Regions from separate parts of the Mus musculus genome. Here region 1 is linked to region 2. Evidence: chromatin contacts called from ENCODE Hi-C data. All regions are on one chromosome and are shown on one strand. The core of a region is the stretch at or near the end of the contact, and the rest is flanking DNA. Distances in the headings are between cores, read along the strand shown. Region 1 has its middle 5.2 kb from the start of Gm31333. Region 2 has its middle 6.4 kb from the start of Allc.

The links. Hi-C counts contacts between places; a loop is a spot of excess contacts on that map.
Region 1: a map of heart shows a loop between it and region 2 (3-fold over the local background). The contact joins two enhancer-like sites. A Hi-C loop is called at or near these places in 3 of 37 maps with a recorded cell type or tissue (heart and left cerebral cortex).

What each region holds. Positions count from the first base shown.
Region 1 is chr12:29,134,468-29,138,923 of GRCm38, forward strand. No RefSeq gene overlaps it. Among named protein-coding and RNA genes, the nearest start is that of Gm31333, 5.2 kb to the right of the region's middle. Within about 2 kb of position 2,629, at least 2 of the 3 ENCODE cell types and tissues checked have a DNase peak (open chromatin) inside an H3K27ac peak, as active enhancers do; they include heart and left cerebral cortex, where a contact is called at or near this core.
Region 2 is chr12:28,586,649-28,591,207 of GRCm38, forward strand. No RefSeq gene overlaps it. Among named protein-coding and RNA genes, the nearest start is that of Allc, 6.4 kb to the left of the region's middle. Within about 2 kb of position 2,908, at least 2 of the 3 ENCODE cell types and tissues checked have a DNase peak (open chromatin) inside an H3K27ac peak, as active enhancers do; they include heart and left cerebral cortex, where a contact is called at or near this core.

The DNA.
Region 1 (4,456 bases), core at 1,379-3,878, 550 kb after region 2:
ACAGTCTGGGAGTGACAGCCCCAGGCAGCTGTGACCTTTCTTTCAAATTGTTCTACTCTGTTCCTGGGCCTTTCACTCTGATGACGCATACTTGATGGATTCCAAAATGCCCTGGGAGTCTCTCTTCCACTGGTTCTGGATGACAGGTCCTGGCTTCTATTTAGATGGGCAAGCCATACTAATCTCTGTGTCATGCGCTCACTTGGCCATATCTGTTCCTGCTGTCTCCTTAGCAGGCTTTCTCAAATTTTCCAATATGGATAAGTTGAGAAATACTCAAAAATGTAGGTTCTACTTGCCTTTTGATGTACAACTCTTGTATTTACATCATTTTTTCACGTTCCCTATTTTATTCTAAAGAATAAACTCTTTATCTGGTTATTGTCTCAGCCAGATGTTCAGTTTAATCAATCTTGGGTTCTAACATCTTCAACTATCAGCCTGGTTATGCCAGGGTGTTTGCCACTCCATCAATATCTCAAGAGCATGCTTCTAGCTACCAGCCTCTACTTGACTCCTCATCAGAATGTCCTTACTGCCCTTATTTCTTCTACCCCACCCCCACCATTTAACCACTTAAATGTTCTCTAAGGAAGCTGAGGATTCCTCTATGGCTCTCCTTCTCCCCTGAACGCTCACAAACTCATCCAATAATGGTCTCCAAATTCTCCCAATAGCCATCACCCAGTTTCAAAGCTGTCTCCATGGTTTTAGGTATCTGCTACAGCAAGACCCATATTTGCATTCCATTTTGTGTAGATTTCAATAACAAATTACCATAGGTGAAGTGGTTTATAAATGGCAGAAGTTTATTTTCCATGGCTTGGGAGGCTGGGAAGTTTAGGGTAGAGGTCTGGTAGACTCTGGAGAAGACTCATCATGTGTCTCATAGATGTCCTCTCATGCTCTTGCATTTTAGATAGGGCAAGAGCTTTCTTGTACCCCCTTCTTTATAAATGAATTAATTCCCATCATAAAGATCTTGCTCTAACAATGACCCTGCTCCTCTGAACACCATTACCCATGGATTAGGATCTTAACACAGGGATGTCTGAAGAGTAACCACAGTGGTCTCTCTCATAGACACGTTTAGTTTGAGATTGGGGTAGCCATATGTTCTTCTAATGATAACGTTACAAATCCACTTGGCTTTCTTGGGAATGAATTTGATCTGTAATTGACAGTGTCCTTAAAGCACTTAGTTTCTCCCATGAACATGGGCTGCTGGAGAGGTTCTGGGGTGGAGGGTGGCGGCAGGTGTTTTGGTCTTAGCACCCTCTTGCTTGTATCAAATAGTTGGGCCCTAGGCCTACTTAGACCCGAGGGACAAGGTAGAGCCAAGGGGGTCTAGTGGACATGTTTCTACTGCTGTGTTTGTGGCATTGCTATTTGTAAGCATTATTTGACATTTAGATAGCTCAGGGCCTTGAAGGCTTCTAGCTCCTACATGTGTCATTCTAAGGGCAAGTCAAGTTGGGATTTCTGGATAGGCAAATGTCATGTTCAAACCCAACACAGACAACACTGCATAGACTGAGGCTGGTTTCCTCCGACTTCTACTGAGTTTTCCTCCAATGAACCTTCTTGGACCTGTTTCAGACACCAAGTATCTGTGGCTGCACATACCACAGACAGTACAGGAAGGCCTGAGTGGACCTGTCTATGGGAGTACCCCGGAACCTGTCCCTCATCACACTCCACCCCAGCCTCCAGCAAGTCCCACAGTTCACAGCTGCTCTGCACCAAGCAGCAAACTCAGGGGAGACGGAAATCAGGAGAACCTGTTCACAGTGGGCACAGCCATCTTCTCACTTATTCTTTGGGTCTTGTTCTGTATGTGGGGGTTCTAGCTGGCCACTGTCAGGTGGCTCCATGTAGGTCTGTTGCCTGTCTTACAGGGGTTGACTCATTGTGGGACTTCAAGAAAATGCTTATACGATCAACAGGGAATGATGGGACTCAGTCTGCGGTGTGAGAAGCAGGTACTTTTTACTAGACTCTGACTTAAGTAACCCCTGTCACAGAGCCCTCATTCCTCTTCCCAGAAGACACCCCTGCAGCCTGGGCCCAGAAATGTGTGTGTATTAATGTCTAAATCTTGTGGTTTTCAAGGTTTATCTCTAGAGATCTCAAAGGTCACACCAGTGTCATAACTGCTCTGTGCAAGAGCTGACATCAGGCCATAACCAAGTCTTTTCTTGAGCAACTCCAAGTTCTTAGGTCAGTGCCTCTCAGGACAGGCATAAACCAGAATGAATTGGAGCATCCTGTATAGGTAGTGAGGTTAGCAGACCACAGCTTTCTTGGGGGTGGGAGTGGAGGTGGGGGTAGGGGTGGGGGCAGGGGTGGGGGCAAGGTTAGGGTAGGGTAGGATGGGGCTGCTGCCCTATGTCTATTCTGACAAGGTCCTTGCCCATTCCCACTTGGCCCACACCCGCCCAGCACCATCTGCCTGCTCCCGGCTGGCACTCTGTCAGCTTCACGGCACTGCAATGAGCTTGGAAAGCTGGTGCATGGCTTAGCAGAGAGAGAATCTAAAATCCTTCCTCTGCCCACACGCCCCCCCATAGACCCCCCTACTCCCCCTCCTTGCTCCCCTCCACAACCAATTTATCTGCCAGTCCAGCCTACAAGCAGAGCTGGGGCCAAATTGGCTGCTTGCCCATGCTTATCAGACTCTGTGACCAGATGGCAGGAGAGCGGCCCATGGCAGGCAGGACAGGGCTGGGAAGTCCCTGTGTGCAGAGAGTGCTCACTGGGGAGGCATGAGGCCAGAAGGTTTTCTAAGTTGCAAAGGAGGTAAGGGGGAGAGGGACACTTTATCCCTGAGGGAGTCAATGGACTGTGGAGTATGTTTATGTAAACACATGGACACATGTATGCACATATGTGCCCTTATGTGGTTTTATACATTTGGGTGTATGCATGGTACGTGTACTTTTGCACACGTGAATCGCTTGTGCATCTATGCACACATGTGTATATTCCTGGTGCTGTAGAGAAAAAGCAGGAGGTGGGACTGGGAATGTCCTGTGCATCCGAAGTCCTAGAGGTGTGCCACTCATGGCCTGCCCTGGCACTGGTGTGCATAGTCGGCTGCAGGCTTGACTGCTTGGCTCGTTTCAGCCAGCTGGACTGGCTACACTGGAGACTGCACAGCCTAAGCAGAGGCCAGCTTCTCTGGCTGGGGAGGGACTCCCAGCTGCTGGCCAGAGGCAGCATGCATATTAATTCATTGATTCATTCCAGATTCTGCAGGTGTTCTCTCCAAGCCCACACCTCTGGAAAGTAGGACACTGTGAGAACTGAGAGGAGGCTGGCTTGCCACGGCGCAGAGAAAGGGAGTATTCAAGGTCGCTTGCGGGAGACGCATTGACTCACTCCTAGGTGATCTTTCAGGGGATTGGGTGAGGAAGGCCCAGCTTCCTGGCCTCCCTGGTACCACTCTTAGCAGGTTACCCTACCCCATTGATGACACCAACCCCCAGAGTCTGTTCATGTCCTTTCCGCCCTGTGCCAATCCCTGGGTGGTTTTGGCCTCTCCCTGGTAAGTGCTCCATCTTTGCCCAGAGCTCTGTTTTCTCTTCAGATCTCCCAGGCTGTACCCACTGCTCCCCAAGGCCTCTGTGCTGTACCCTGGTGGAGATTCACAGACCACCCAAAACCTGCAGCCTGGGCCATTCCCAACTTTCTCCCCTGCTTCTGTATTCGGTCTCTGGAAGCCTAACTCCTTTCCACCAGGCCTCGACCACTGCCCGTGGCACCTGCACCTCATCCTCTGGTCTTCCACAGCCAGGTCCCAGGCTTCAGGTTTTGCTCATCGCCGTGACACTTTAGGAACCACATTTTATCCATTCTCCAAACTGTCCCAGGTAAGGACTCTTCCTTCTGGTACAGCTAGAATCCGTCTACCTGGTGCTTAAAGCCTGTGCACAGAGCTCCATAAACTTCATGAATGCCCTGCTCTGAGGCCTCTCAGGCCACTCTCTGACTCCCTCCATGATGCTCACATGCTCCCTTCACTGTGCTCCACCAACTCCAGTGTGGTCCACATGAACCGACCAGGACCCACATTCAGTCCTGCCAGGCTCCCACTGAGCCTCTCACTCAGCCTCAGCACCTCATCCTGCTCCAGCCTTCTTTTCACATTACACAGGCTTCCTCCTTGACCTTTACAGGATCAAAATTGTCTTATGTTACCCCCTCTCTGTGTGCTAGGGGGTGACAAGGTATTTGTATTTCAACCACAAAAGTGTGCTGCATACTGCTGCCCCTCCACCGCATTCACACAGGATATACCTGTCCCTGCCCCCCAAACTCAGGCTCAAGGCTCTGTCTGGCGATAGAACTGCCTTCTTCCCCTTGGCCTGTCTCTGACCACTGAACTTCCTGATCTGTCTGAGGCATCATAAAGTACCTCTCTCTGGGAAAGAGAGACACTTGATGTCCATGCTTA
Region 2 (4,559 bases), core at 1,658-4,157:
GATCAGAAGAGGGTATCAGATCCCCTGAAACTGGGGTCACAGATGTTTGTGAGCCACTGTGTGTCCTAATTCCTTGTGATGGTTTGTATATGCTCTGTCTAGGGTTAGAAGGTGTGGTCCTGTTGGAGTAGGTGTGTCACTGTAGGTGTGAGACTTAAGACCCTCATCCTAGCTGCCTAGAAGTCAGTATTCTGTTAGCAGCCTTCAGATGAAGATGTAGAACTCTCAGCTCCTCCTGCACCAGGCCTGCCTGAATGCTGCCATGTACCCACTTTGATGATAATGGACTGAACCTCTGAACCTGTAGGCTAGCTCCAACTAAATGTTGTCCTTATAAGAGTTGCCTTGGTCGTGGTGTCTGTTCACAGCAGTAAAACCCTAAAACCCTAACTAAGACAACACTGCTGACCTCCATCCCAACCCTTGGCCCACAAAAAAATCATAATTTAGATGGTTCACAATTTAAATGGTTCATGTTTAAAGTCACTACAGGGACCCAAGCAATGACTCATTCAGTAAAATCCTTGCTTTGCAAGCATGAGGACATGGGTTCAAGCCTCTAGAACCTCCTTGCTTTTTAATCCAATAACTAGAGAGATGCCTCATTGGCTAAGAGTCCTGGCTACTCTTGCAGAGGACCCAGGTTTGATTCTAGAATCCATATCAAACAGCTCACAATCACCTATAATCCCAGGTCTAGAGGATCTGGCATGCTCTTCTGGTTTCCATAGACACCTGCACACATGCGGTGCTGCAGACAATCGGGCACACATCCATATACATGAACTCTTTAAATCTTGTTTTTTTTCAAAGCCAAGTGTGGTGGTACTTGTAATCAGCCTAGCAACTGTAGGCAAATGAGAGACTGGCTCAAAAAACAAGGTAAACAGCACCTAGGGAATAACACCTGAGGTTACTTTACACACACACACACACACACACACACACACACACACACAGAATACAGGAAGGAAGGTAGGAAGGGAGGAAGGAAGGAAGGAAGGAAGGAAGGAAGGAAGGAAGGAGGGAGGGAGGGAGGGAGGGAGGGAGGGAGGGAGGGAGGGAGGGAGGGAAGGAAGGAAGGAAGGAAGGAAGGAAGGAAGGAAGGAAGGAAGGAAGGAAGGAAGGAAGGAAGGAAGGAAGGAAGGAAGGAAGAAAAGATGTAGGAGTGATATTACACAGTAAAATCTATACATGATTATTGGGTGTATAGTTGCCACCATCCCACTTAGGGACTTTCCTTCCAAAACAGAAACTGGATAAATGCATGCTTTTCCAGGACCTCTGTCTCCAGAGCAGAGCACAGATGCACACAGGCTGACGGGGTTTTTTTGTTTTGTTTTGTTTTGTTTTGTTTTGGACTTGTGCGGTGCACAATCTGTGCATCACATGTGGCCCTGACCCCAGGTACGGAGACACACAGATTTGCCTGCAGGCTCTGTGTGGGAAAGCAGTGATGTACAGGCACATCAGTAAGCCAGCTTCCATGGCAACAGTCTCAGCAGCCTGGCAACAGCATCCACAGCCACAGTAGCCAAGGAACCCACACAGATCTGCACGCAATGTATGCAATGTGATTCATGGGTTTTGTTCCTTCCATAACCGGTGCATCAGGTTGTTCCTGTGGCTTCCCAGCAATTTATTTCTGTGTGAATTTACCAAACTGATCTTTCTACTTACAGCTTAAGTAGCATCCGCTTTGGAATAGGTCTGTTTAAGTGAGTTGGGTTGAACCTGTTGACTGGGTCAGTGGTTAGCTGTCTGCTTGTGTTTTTAACTGGACCCCAGCTAGAATTTCCTGAGATTTCAGTTGAGGAGTTGCCCCTATCACATTTGCACATAGGCAAGTCTGTGGGGTGTTTTCTTGATGTGTGATTGATGTGGGAGGGACCCGCTCACTTTGGGTAGTGCCACCCTGAGCAGGCGGTCTTGTGTTCTGTAAGGAAGCAGGCTGAGCAAGTCGCGGGGCAAGCCAGGAAGCAGCATCCCTCCATGGCTTCTGCTTCAGTCCCAGCCTCCAGGTTCCTGCTTGAGCCCTATCTCCCCTTCATGATGAACTGTGTGGCCTGTGAGCCAAATAAACCCTTTCTTCCTCAAGCTGATTCTGGTGGTGGTGTTATCACAGCCACGGAGAAGCAAACTAGGAGAGCGCAGGGCTCAGCTTCCTCCCGGCCACATTCCCCTGTGGGCACACAATAACAGAATTTGCTCTCAGGGTTCCCAGACATCCTTCAGTCACTGTGTGACATGTAGGCTAGAGAGGAGAGCCTGATCAGCTGGAACGGCCAGGTGAATGGCTGCCCGTGAGAGAAATGATAGAGCTGAGCCCGACAGAGCAGAAGTACCCTACATCCATCTCTCCCAGGATCTTTTCCACCAGCCTGGGTGAACCTTTGCACTGGGACTTCAAGGTGCTGGCCATGGAATCTAGACATGCCACATCCCTCCACCTACAGCCATGGCCAGGGCGTTCCTAACTAGCTTTACATTCGCTCTGCCTAAATGGCCACTAGGCTTGTGCAAACACACTCCAGTGGTCTCTTGAGGGTGGAAAACCACAGAGATAGGTATGGATGGAGCCATTTTCTGAAGAAGGGCACCATGGCCTTGGCCTCCCTTCCTAGCCTAGAGTTCTCCTTCCCCACTGCTCTGCCCTCCTTTGTTCTGCCTCTCTCCCTCTCCTCTCCCTTTCTCTCTTACTGACTCTCCCTCTCCCTTTTTTTTCCCTGTCATACTCCCTCGTTCTTGAACACATGCACAAGAGAGAGAAAGAGAGACAGACAGGCGGACAGACAGACCTACCGACCGACCAGAGACTATTTGCTAGTGCCCCGGCACTCCTCCAGCTGGGCAAACCTCTCTGGCTTTCTCTATCTTTCCCACTGGGTGGCAGTGTGGCACCATGCATTGACATCCCTGACCCACGGCCCGAGGCTGTCTCTTTGCTCATCTTATCTCAGCCTGTACTCCTCAGAGGATTCTAAAGAGGACACCCACGCCAGCTTTCCGGTCACGCCTCACTGCGGCACCTAATGAATCTCAGCTCTCGCCTGAGCCGCCACAGCCCTGCTGCGCAGCCAGCCCCGCCCCCACCCGCCCCCGGTCTGAACTGAGGTTCCCTCCTGAATCTCGGGAAGGGAATTCAGGACGGAGGTCTGGCTCCGCGCCCAGGTGTTTGTACCTAACCTGATCTGCTTCAAAGCAGTCACCGTAATGTAAATGTACCAGGTATAAACAATGGCTAGAACGCCGTTGCTATGTTTTATATTAACACAAATTTGCCTAAATGGAGCTTAACAGAGGAAACTACAAGGTGCCTGGTACTTCTAATCTCCCATAAGGTGCAGAGCAGAGCAGAGCTCTGGTTCACCTTCCGTTCCAGTTAGGTATTAATGCCGATGCAAGCCTAGGTATGAGAGTAAGTTTGTAAGACATCCTAGAGCAATGGTTCGCAACCTTCCTAGTGCTGCAACCCTTTAATTCAGTTCCTCATGTTGTGGTGACTTACATTCGTAAAATTATTTTGTTGTTACTTCATAACTGTAATTTTGCTACTGTTATGAATTGTAATGCAAAATATGCATGTAAATGTCTCATCCCAGCTTGGGACATGGCTGGGCCAGTTGCTGTGAACATACAGCTGCTCGCTCAAGTTGACTTCAAGAGGTCAAGGCGTTCATGTTGGAGAAGGGAAGGGGAGGAGAGAAGGGAGGGCAGACAGATCCCACTGTACAGGAAGATAAAAAATTCCCTCAGGCAGCCCCCGGAGCACTGAGAACTAGGCTAGAGGGCGTCCCTGATGACCCTCTACCCGGTTATACGGCAGCACTCTCACACAGAAGACTCCAAGGCTCACCCTCGCCTCCAGGATAAGTGGACACGAGGCAAGGGAGAGATTCCACGGGCAGCAGATGCCACGGGTGAGCAGGGAGATGTAGACACCTCCTCAGTGCTCTCCAGGGCCATCTGGGTCCGAAGACATGCCCATCCCCCACCCCGACCTGGAGCAGAGCAGTCTCACACACTGTGGATGCTTAACTGGACCCGGGTAGAGTCTCTTTCCCATTTGACTGCCATATATGTCAAGATGTTACTCAAGCACGTTGAAGGCAGCCCAGCCACTCGACAGCTAACTCCACCCCTAAGAGGGAAGATGCAGAAGGATGCTGTTCGCCACACTGACCGCTGAGAGGCAGACTTGTAAGGGATGAGGCTAGACCACCCATGAATGCTCCCTGGCACCCTCACCCTGACTTGCTCCTCCTTCAGTAGACCCTCTCTTGCCTCCCCTGCAGAAAGCTTCCAGGCTTGAACTGAGAGCTGACCATCAAAATCATAACGGTGGAGCCCAACTTCCTGGTTGGTTTCTCCTTCAGATAATGTCCGGCACGTCCACATGATGAGGAGACTGGATACAAGTGCAGCCCTGTCTGTAGCATGAATCTGTGGAAATAGCATGTAAGAAGAAGTCCCAGGAGTCCCCAAAGCCCAGTCTAGAATGTCAACCCTCAGAGAAGCCAGAACAGGCAAACCACTGACTACTGAGAGACAAACCACTC